Linked DNA regions of Homo sapiens: region 2 is linked to region 1. A link is an interaction called in ENCODE POLR2A ChIA-PET data of the cell type or tissue named here. Cell type or tissue: B cell. All regions are shown on one strand. Each heading gives the region's core, and the rest is flanking DNA. Links, peaks and the distances in the headings are about the cores only. Region 1 overlaps PPP1R13L (protein phosphatase 1 regulatory subunit 13 like). Region 2 overlaps GPR4 (G protein-coupled receptor 4).

Region 1 (5,361 bases), core at 1-5,000:
CGCCTCCTTGGCTCAAGCTGAGTAGCTAGGACTACAGTGGTGAGCCACCATGCCCAGCTAATTTTTTTTTTTTTTTTTTTTTTTGATAGAGATGGGATTTCATCATGTTGTCCAGGCTGGTCTTGAACTCCTGACCTCAAGTGATCTGCCCACCTCGGCCTCCCAAAGTGCTGGGATTACAGGTGTGAGCAACTGCACCTGGCCCATCAGGTGCTGTTTTAAAGGCTTTATATGAATTTAATAACATATGTCAATAGGATCGATTCTATCATTATTTGCCTTTTTTTTTTTTTTTTTTTTTGAGGCAGAGTCTCCCCGTCACCCAGGATGGACTGCAGTGGCGCAATCTCGGCTCACTGCAACCTCCACCTCCCGGGTCCAAGTGATTCTCCTGCCTCAGCCTCCCAAGTAGCTGGGACTACAGGCGCCCGCCACCATGCCTGGCTAATTTTTGTATTTTTAGTAGAGATGGGGTTTCATATTGGCCAGGCTGGTCTCGAACTTCTGACTTTGTGATCCGCCCGCCTCGGCCTCCCAAAGTGCTGGGATTACAGGCATGAGCCACCGTGCCCGGCCCATTATTTCCCTTTTACACTCAAGAAAATTGAGGCCCAGTGAGGTTAAGTGACTTGCCCAAGGTCACACAGCGTGGAACCAGGCAGTCTGGCTTCAGGGTCCACACTTAACCTTTGAGCTATCCCTGGCTCCTACCCAAATTCCCAAACTCACCTGGCCTAGCTCTCTGCAGGGACAGTGCTTGTAAAGAGGCATTTGGCTGTGATCTCCCCACCTCCCAGGGCTGGTCTGGTCCCCCTGCCATTTGTCCTCCCTTCACCCAGTCCTCTAGGGCCCTCATTGCTGACTCACCTTCGTTCACAGGGGGCCATGTCTGTTGGGGATGCTGGGGGGCTGGGGTAGGGGTTTGGGGTTGGGTCTGGGGCTGTGGGGGCAGCTGGGGCTGTGGTTGTGATTGTGGCTGGGGCTGTGGTTGTGGTTGGGGCTGCAGCTTAGGCGGGGGTGCTCGGGTGAAGAGGGGGGACCCAGGGAGCATGGCGCGGCTGGCCCCGTGCTCCCAGAAGGCGTTCTGCAGCTTGAAGATCATGCTGAGGGGGATGGGACGCTGGCGCGGGGCCCCGCGGGGCTGGGGGCTGGAGGGGGGCATGGGGATGCGGCTGACGGGCTGCCAGCTGCGAGGCAAAGTGCCCGACGGCCCCGCGGAGCCCAGCGAGCGCCGGTAGCTGCCCGCGTCTGAACGCCGGTCGCTGGCCAGAGGAGAGACCTTGTAATTGCGCGGCAGGGTGGCGCTAGTGAGGTTGTCCTGGGGAAGAGGGAAGGGAGAAGGGGATCGGGTGAGAGAGGGAAGGTGGAGGGGAGGTAAAGACAAAAGACGAGAAGGGAGAGGAGGTGAGGGAAGCCCTGGGAGTGAGGGAGAAGAAAGGGTGAGGAAGGAGCAGAAACCCAGCACAGTGAAGGGAGAGCGTGGGAACGGGCGCCGAGACCCAGATCGCAGCCCCGAGGGGGAGACTGGCCTTGACCCCGCTCCCCCACCCCACTCCTCGACCTTCCCCAGCCTCTCCTCCCCAGGCGTCGCCTCCTCACCTTGCCGGTGCCCCCCAGTCCATCCAGGCTGCTCTCCCTCCAAGGCAACAGCTGCAGGCTCGGCGAGGCAGGCCTTGCGAAGACGTCCAGGCCTGCGGGGCGGGAATCATTAGGGTCTGTGGGGCTGCCTCTCCTCCGGGTCCTCCATTCCCCGGGCCTCCACCACTCACGTTCATAGCTCGCTGTCTGCGAAGGCTTCTTCTCGTACGCCACGTCCAGGTCAGACTCGTTCCAGGCTTTCGGAGGCCGCCGGCGCAGCGTCAGGTCGTCTGGGGAGAAGTTTCCAGGGAGGATGAGACGGGAGGGGTGGCGAGCCCCGGATCCTGCCCGCTTTGACCCCGCGAGTCAAAGGCCCCGCGAGGGGCCCCTGGGTTCACCTTGCGCGCGCAGAGGCGGGGCGAATGCGCTGCCGCCGGAGCCTAGCAGGGAGCTCCCGAAGGCGGACGCTGGCGCGTCGTAGGCTGTGGCAGGGGGGCGCGGTGACGGCCCACGCTCGGGGAAGAAGGCCTGGGGCCCCTCCGCCAGGGGGCTGCCGCGGGGGGAGCCTGCGCGGCCCAGGAAGTCGAAAGGCGTGGGGGGACCCTGCTGGCGGAGCGGGCCTGGCCCGGGCCGCGGGGAGGGCGCACGGCCGAGGGAGCTGCCTGCGCCATCGAAGGCGCGGGGCCGGGGCGAGGTCGCGCGGTCCAGGCTGCCGTAGGCGTCCGGCTGCAGGTAGAGCGGGGTGCGCGGCGACGACGGCCGTCCCTTGGGGGACAGCGGGCTGTAGGGGTGTAGGGTTGGGGCACTCTCTGATCGTCCGAACGGGGTGTCTGCGCCGTCGGTGGCCGCCTTCCGGGGGGACCCTCGGCTGCCGAAGGGCTCAGGGATCGAGCTGGAGCTGTACCGGGGCGGCTGTGGGGAGGCCAGGGCATTGAGGGATGGATCAAAGGAGACATTAGTGGAAGGGTTGGTGTGTGGGCGGGGGTGTCAAGAGAGATCACTGGAGGTCAACCCAGAGGAGGCTGACCGGCCATGGAAATTCAGGCACAGAGAGCCCAGGTGAGTAGTGGTGGGGAGACAGCCCTGAATCAGCACTGTGGCTAGCCCATTACTCTATGTCACCTTTATGCCACTTAGGTAAACACCTCTTTCCTTCTGAGGGTCCCTTTAGATGTCCACTTCCACTGGTCCCCTCTTTTCTATTTCTTTCTTTCTTTCTTTCTCTCTCTTTCTTTTCTTTCTTTCTTTCCTCTCTCTCCTTCCTTCCTTTCTCTCTCTCTCCTTCCCTCCCTCCCTCCCTCCCTGCTTGCTTGCTTTCTCTCTCTCTCTTTCTTTCTTTCTTTCTTTCTTTCTTTCTTTCTTTCTTTCTTTTCTATCTCGGCTCATTGCAGCCTCAACCTCCCTGGCTTAGTGTGATCCTCCCACTTCAGCCTCCCAAGTAGCTGGGATTACAGGTATGCACCACCACACCTGGCTAACTTTTGTATTTTTAGTAGAGACAGGGTTTCACCATGTTAGCCAGGCTGGTCTTAAACTCCTGACCTCAAGTGATCCGCCTGTCTCTGAAAGTGTTGAGATTACAGGCGTGAACCACCGTGCCCAGCCAGATTTTTAAAAAATCATTTGTAGAGGCTGGTCTCAAACTCTTAGTCTCAAGCAATTCTCTCACCTCGCCTTCCAAAGTGCTGGGATTCCAGGTCTGAGCCATCGCGCCTGGCCTGGTCCCCTTTTTTCAAGTTCCCTTGAAGAGCCCACAACCTGCATAACTATATGGGGCAATTTTGCCTGAAATCCAGGCCTCTGGTCTGGACTGTGGCGAGAGGCTGGCTTTGGAGATCAAGGTGGGAACCAGGCTTACCCTAGAAGGGGGTCCGGCCTGCGGGCCAGGAGGCGCGGGAGAGTCTGACCACAGCGACTCCAGCTGCTTGGTCAGTTCATCCACCTTGGCCGCCGCCGTGTCCAGCTCCATCTGCTTCAGATCCATGTGTTTCATGGCCAGCGCTGGGAAGGTGGGAGTGGAGGTAAGGACCTGGCCTCCTGGCAGGGGCCGGCCTCAGCACCCCTCGCCCGCTGCCGAGGTCCCCGCCTCGCCAGCCCCGCCCCCTACTCCAGCTTACACTGGAAGTTCATGTCCAGAAAGTCCCGCGCGCTCTGGAATGCCTCGCTGTCCATGGTGCCGGCCGGAGCGGGCGCCTGCATGGTGGGGAGGGAGGGAGCTGGCTAAGACCCCGCCCCTCTAGACCCCGCCCTCAGGGAGTCAGACGCCGTCAGGAGCGGGACAACGCCTCAACTCAGTTCCTTCCCCTGGAAGCCCTTTACCCTTTCACCTCCCCAGCTGGGAAATGCCAACTCCTCCAAAGCCAAGTCCATGCGCCACGGAGAAGTCCAAACCCAGTCTAAAACCTCCGGAATTCACTTTCTCTTTCTTTTTTTCTTTTCTTTTTTTTTTTTTTTTTGTGTATGTGTGTGAGACAGAGTCTCGCTCTGTCGCCCAGGCGGGAGTGCAATGACGCGATCTTGGCTCACTGCAACCTCCGCCTCCCGGGTTCAAGCAAATCTTCTGCCTAGCTGGGACTACAAGCGCGCGCCATTATGCCCGGCTAATTTTTGTAGTTCTGGGATTACAGGAGTGAGTCTCCGCGCCCGGCCGTGTCCATCTCTTTATCTCAGTCCTAAGACCTGAATCACTCCTTGAACAATTATCTATTGATCACCTACAATGTGCCGGTAAACATAGGATGGAATAACTATGAATTACTGAATGTTTACTAGGGACCAGGACGCACTGTGCTAGATCCTGTTTTTGTTTGTTTTTGAGATGGTGTCTCGCATTTTCGCCCAGGCTGGAGTGCAGTGGCGCGATCTCGGCTCACTGCAAGCTCCGCCTCCAGGGTTCATGCCAGTCTCCTGTCTCAGCCTCCCGAGTAGCTGGGACTACAGGCGCCTGCCACCATGCCTGGCTAAATTTTTGTATTTTTAGTAGAGACGGGGTTTCACCGTGTCAGCCAGGATGGTCTCGATCTCCTGACCGCGTGATCCATCTGCCTCGGCCTCCCAAAGTGCTGGGATTACAGGCGTGAGCCACCGCGCCCGGCCTTGTTTTTGTTTTTTAATAATAATTCTGCTGTCTGCTGTGTACTAGAACCCATGCCTACTGCTTGGGGTATAATGTAGTAAATGTAGTAAAAACAATATCCGCCGGGCGCGGTGGCTCACGCCTGTAATTCCAGCACTTTGGGAGGCCAAGGAGGGCGGATCACGAGGTCAGGAGAGCGAGACCATCCTGGCTAACATGGTGAAACCCCGTCTCTACTAAAAATACCAAAAATTAGCCAGGCGTGGTGATGGACGCCTGTAGTCCCAGCTACTCGGGAGGCTGAGGCAGGAGAACGGCGTGAACCCGGGAGGTGGAGCTTGAACTGAGCGGAGATCGCGCCACTGCACTCCAGCCTGGGCGACAGTGCGAGACTCCGTCTTAAAACAAACAAATAAATAAATATGTTTAAAACAACAACAACAATAACCAGCCAGGCGCGGTGGTTCACTCCTGTAACCCGAGCACTTTGGGAGGCCGAGGTGGATGGATCGCTTGAAGCCAGGAGACCAGCCTGGCCAATATGGTGAAACCCCGTCTCTACAAAAAAATACAAAAGTTAGCTGGGCATGGTGGCATGTGCCTGTAATCCCAGCTACTCAGGAGGCTGAGGCACAAGGCTCACTTGAACCTGGGAGGCACAGGTTGCAGTGAGCATAGATTGTGTCACTGCACTGCAGCTTGGGTGA
Region 2 (5,361 bases), core at 292-5,291, 200 kb after region 1:
AGCCACCGCGCCCGGGCAAGATCTTTCTATCATGAAAATCAGCTCTTTCTTTTCTTCTTTTCTTTTCTTTCTTTCTTTCTTTTTTTTGAGACAGGGTCTCACTCTGTCATGCAGTAGTGCAATCTTGACTCACTGCAGTCTTGACCTCATGGGCTCAAGCCATCCTCCCACCTCAGCCTCGTAAGTGGCTGGGACTACAGGTGTGTGCCACCACACCTGGCTAATCGTTCTATTTTTTGTGGAGATGGGGTTTCCCCATGTTGCCCAGGCCGGTCTCCAACTCCTGGGCTCAAAAGATCTTCCTGCCTTGGCCTCCCAAAGTGCTGGGATTACAGGCATGAGCCACCACATGCAGCCTAGTTCTTGTTACTTCCCTGCTTGAAACCCTCCAATGGCTTCTGAATGGACTTGCGGTAAAATCCAGACTCCTCATCCGGAGTCACAAGGTTCTGTCTGACCTGCTGGGGCAGCCTAGCCAATCTCACTCACCTCTCCTTCCTGCCTCAGCAGTCTCAAGGCCAGTGAGTGACCTTCTTTCCAGCCTCAAACCTTTGCACACTTACCATACTCTCAGTCTGGAATGCTCTTTTTTTTTTTTGGAGACAGAATCTTACTCTGTCGCCCAGGCTGGAGTGCAGTGGCACGATCTCGGCTCACTGAAACCTCCGCCACCTGGGTTCAAGTGAGTCTCCTGCCTTGGCTTCCTGAGTAGTTGGGATTACAGGTGTGCACCACCATGCCCAGCTAATTTTTGTATTTTTAGTAGAGATGGGGTTTTACCATGTTGGCCAGGTTGGTCTCGAACTCCTGTTCTCCAGTGATCCACCCACCTTGGCCTCTCAAAGTGCTGGGATTACAGATGTGAGCCACTGCTCTTCCTTCAGATAGTCTGAGTAGCTCCGTTCCCTCCTTCACTTCCTCGGGAGTCCCTCTCCATTCAGTCCCCGACTCTCCCCTGCCCCAGGACCCTCTCCTCACATCACCCTGTTTTGTTTGTGTCTGTCTGCCTAGAATAGGTTGTCCAGGAGGGCAGAGACTTTGTGTGCCTTGTTGACTGCTGTATCCCCAGCATCCAGGACAGGCCCAGCATACAGTAGGTGCTCAATAAATTACCAAGGTCATGGTCAGGGAGCACAGAGCCATTTGCCAATGGCAAAAACCATTCCAGAAGCTTTGCAGAGGCCAGAGGCATGGAGTAAAAACATACTCTCTGCCCATGAGGCTGCCCCACCCCACCCCAGGCTCAAACAAGGGCATGGGGAGGAGGGGGAAGGGAGGGAGAGGAGTCCATTCCCAGGGGAAGAGGTGGTCAGGGGAGAGCTGGAAAGGGCAAGATCTATCCGCTTCTTAATTGACTTTGAAAGGTCAGGGCTGAGTCGTGCTCAGTAAGTCCTGCCCCCTGTGGGGTCCTCAGCGGCAGAGCTGCCTCCCCCACCCCAGACTCTTGGGCAGAAGCTTGTGGGTCCTGTGGAGATGGGATGGGTGGGGGCGTACTCCAGGCTGGAACAGTGTGATCCAGTCCCTCCCTTCCACTTGAAACCTCCCACCCAGACCAAGTCACTCAAAATAACCTCCCTCCCCTCTCCTCTGCCCTCTCTCTCCCCATCTCTCTGCCCCTAGTCTCTCCCTTCCTCCTGTGACATTTAGAGAATTAGGTCTCCAGGAGCCTCAGTTTCTCCCTTCTGTAAAAGGGGGCACAGGCTTTATAGTCATCACATCACAGACCGGAACGTCCTTGCTAGAATGCGATATCAGCTCCGTAACATGCAGTATTTGAACGATTATTATTATTCCACGGGGACTAGGGGGCTGAGACAAGAAATAAACCGGTTCTTCATGGCAGGAGACACCCACCGAGGGCTAGAAGTCCCCTTTGCCCCACTTTCTATCGACCCCCAGGGCTCTGCTGACCTAACTCGGGTACCCGGGCAGGAGACACTTCCGGCAGCCAGAGGAGGAAATACACTTCCCATTGCTAATTTCCTCAAGGGGGAACCGGTCCAGCTCTCACCCCTCCTCCCTCCCACCCCTCCTCCCCAACCTGCTGGCATCTTGCGGATGCTGGACATGGGGGGGAGGGGTGCCCAGACAGCCCTCTCTTCTTCCCCACGTGAGATCTGCCCAACGTGGAAACCCCAAAAGTCAGCATGGAACGTCAGACTCTTAGAACGCCACAGTGCAGCCGACGTATGTGTGGCAGCTGGGAGTGTGAGGCTATTTCTGACCCCTTCCTGGTACAGATGGGGAAACCGAGGCCCGCAGCAGCAAGGCAGTTGTCTAAGTCACTTGATGTCTCAAGACTGGGCAAACCTCCTGTCGCTGTTAACTAAACAGCTTCCCTTCCCCTGAGGTTTTTCTCTTCACTCTCTGAACTTCTGTAATTTTTCTCAAGTCTTTCTGAGCGTCTCTGGCCCCTCTGAGAACCTACTAGAAGATACGACCTTCTCCCCACAAAGAAAGCAAGCGACCTTCCATCACCTGATCCCCATAACCCCGTTCCCCTTCCAGGACCCTCTCTGGTTGGGATCTAAGTTCTGCCCCTTAGGCTCTGTTGAGGGGGTAAACCCCCAAATCTCACATCCACAAGAAGCTCCCCCTGTCTGTCCCACAGGCCCCCACTTCTTGGGTCCCTGCTGGCCCCTTCCAGAGAGTCGGGGGGAAGAGAAATATACCCAAGGATGGAGAGATGGTGGGGGGACAGGAAAGACTAGGAAGACCTGGCCCCCCCAACTTTAGCAGCCTCGGCTGCCGCATCCTGCCAGCCACCCCAAAATCCAGCAAAGCTGAAAAACTTGGAGGATTTTGAGGACAAGAGGGAGAAGTGCTACAGCCCCCCGCATCCCCCAGCACCCCTGGGCTCACTCACCAGCCTTGTCCCCGATGCCACCAGGCTATCTCACCTCCCCCTTTTCCTCCTCTGTGGGCTCCTGCTCCCACCACCCCCCCCTCCCCGCCTTCTCCCTGCAGCCCCAAGGGACCAGCCAGCTCCGGTCTGCTCATTAGGGACGAAATGTGATCACTGGTCCTCGCTCCCCACCTGGTGCCCTGGCGGCCGGCGGAAACCAGGGGGCAATCGGGCTACCCTAACGGCCCCACTGCACCTCAGTATCCCTGTTTCAACCGAGAGGGTCTCTGTGCCCCCAAAGCCCACACTGCCTACTAGGGATACCAGTCCTTAGATGGCCTCTCTGACGTTCTAGGTCTCTATGGTTCTGCAGTCTTCAGGTTCTATCCTTAGTTCACTTCGCAGTTGAATGTTCTATTATAACATTCTAGAGCGTTACTCTTCTTTCATTCTATTTATTACATCGTGGCTTTGTAAGTACCTACCCTAAGTTTCCAATATTCTAGGAGTGTCACATTCCAAGATTCGAAAGTTCTATTGTTAGAACACGCTATGATTTTTTTAAGCATTCTATGACTTTCATAATCTATTATTAAACGCTCAGTGATTTTTATCTTTCCCCAGCAAACAGGAATATGTATTTCCCTTTTCTCTTTTACAGAAATGGGAACATACACTAAATACGGTGAGCCCCACTTCCTTTTCTTTCCCCCCTTCTCTCGCCTGCTTTTGAACATTCCAGCAGCCTGATTTCTAAGATTGTGCAGAATTCTAAGAAATTATGGCTTCATGGAGGGAAGAGAGGGGCGTGTTAGTCACCACCTCCACCTGGCCCCTAAATTCTCACCACCTGGGGGTGACATGCTATATCCAGGCCGCCTCTCTACCCTTTCGCTAGTGGGCCTAGCCTCAGCCCTCCCCGCTCACACCAGCTGAGTTATTATTTGTCTAGACACAAACCAAATTATAGGCCCTGTCCCCGAGGGAACGGTGGGCTCCAGGCGGAGGGTCAGGAGACTGAAGCTGGAGTTAATCCCGGTTCCCCTCCACCTCCCTCCCTCTCTTCCCGAAACTCCACCCCTTCCACCCAAACCAACTATTGCCCCTCTCCCTCCCCACCACCATGGTTTTGGAAATATTTTCTCTCCTCTGCTTCTAAAACCCTCCCTTCTGGATTCCAGCCATTTCTACTCACCCTGGCATCTCTCCCTCCTCATTGAGAAGACCTCTTTCCCCAAATTAATCCGACTTAGTGGTAGCAGAAGAAGCCAGCTCTGTGGATTTGGGCTTCAGTTGAAAACTGGGGTCCCAACCCTCCAGCCTGGCACTGACTCACTGTGGGGACTTCTGCTTTTGGACCTCAGTTTCTCCATCTATAAAATGGGGGCAGGGGGAGTTGGCCTAGGTGGCTCCGCAAACCCTTTCCAGCTCTCAGCTGCCATCACTGAAACGTGCCAAGATTTCAACACTCCTCTTTTTGGATTGAAGGACTCCAGTATCCCCAGGACCTTTGATTGGAAAGATCTGGAATTCCCAGGCCTCCCCTCCAATGCTTCTTCCATCTGGGCCCTTCCATTCAAAGATGTTCACATTCAAGGTACTTGATCATAGGATTCCCAGGGTTCCAGGAGCCCCTATGGGTCTTTCATCCTCTTCAGCTGGGATTCCCCCAGAAAAGAAAACCTCCTCATCCTCACCCCAAACCTGAAGTCAAGTTCATCTACAAAGACAGAGGTGGGGGCGGATACCCCCTTGGTGGGCTCAGGAGGAGGGGGGCTGATGGTGGGCTCTGGAGGGGGAACTGGGGGGTGTGGCCCCATCCTCTCCACTTCTGCGCCAAACAAATTCCCCAATGCATATCCAGCCTGAGTACGCACACACACACATCCCACAACCGATGCCTCACAGATATCCTAGAGCTATTCCTCAGCCTAGTTTGGGAGGAGGGGTTGTCCAGTTCCAGGGGGGAGAGTGAGGCGGAAGCAGGAAAGAGTTAATGGTGACCCAGCCAAATCCTGGAAGAGAGGAAGTAGGGGAGGAAGTCCACCCCCCAGGCAGGAATTCCTGAAATTGGCGGGCGGGCTGGGTGCGACCTGAGGGGCAGTGGGGTGGCTCCGTGAAGGGGGCGCTGGGATCATGGTGTCACTTAGAGTCCGCCTGCCCCAGGTCACAAGCCTCCTGCCCCCTACCCCACTCCCAAGCAGGTTCCCAGCCCAGAGGAAAGTTCCGGGATGCGGAGGATTTGGAAGGAGAGAAGACAGAGCTGAAGGTGCCAAAACAGTGTTATAAGAGACGGAGAGAAAGAGACAGGGCAATAGAGATGAAGAGACAGGAAGGGAGAGAGCAAAGAGATACACAGAGACAGGGAGAGATGGAGATAGAGTCAGAGACATCCGCAGAGGTCCCACAACAGACGGGGGTGAGGCAGAGGCAGGGGCAGAGGGAGGTGGGACCCAGAAACAGAGAGACAGAGACAGACAGACGGAGACAGAGAGGCAGAGATCAAGAAAAAGACA

Evidence for each region. Peaks named below come from ENCODE experiments on the same cell type or tissue, not always from the same donor. Only the 100,000 strongest peaks of a DNase experiment are listed, where the experiment ranks them.
Region 2: POLR2A ChIA-PET joins it to region 1 with 7 read pairs; 4 of 35 experiments call an interaction of 5 or more read pairs at or near these places.

The regions. Positions count from the first base shown.
Region 1 is chr19:45,394,569-45,399,929 of GRCh38, forward strand. It overlaps PPP1R13L (protein phosphatase 1 regulatory subunit 13 like), which reads right to left. Exons shown (of 13, transcript NM_006663.4): 2 at 3,696-3,771; 3 at 3,437-3,579; 4 at 1,977-2,490; 5 at 1,770-1,868; 6 at 1,600-1,691; 7 at 868-1,318. The coding sequence starts at 3,750. Among named protein-coding and RNA genes, the nearest start is that of PPP1R13L, 7.8 kb to the right of the region's middle. RefSeq lists an enhancer at 4,013-5,011. In B cell, for the core only: no CTCF peak of the experiment used is centred there; DNase peaks (open chromatin) are centred at 2,259 and 3,933; H3K4me3 peaks cover 893 bases; H3K27me3 peaks cover 1,626 bases.
Region 2 is chr19:45,596,488-45,601,848 of GRCh38, forward strand. All of the region lies in intron 1 of GPR4 (G protein-coupled receptor 4), which reads right to left. Among named protein-coding and RNA genes, the nearest start is that of GPR4, 3.0 kb to the right of the region's middle. RefSeq lists enhancers at 889-1,526, 1,527-2,163. In B cell, for the core only: no CTCF peak of the experiment used is centred there; DNase peaks (open chromatin) are centred at 2,284 and 3,104; H3K4me3 peaks cover 656 bases; H3K27me3 peaks cover 4,615 bases.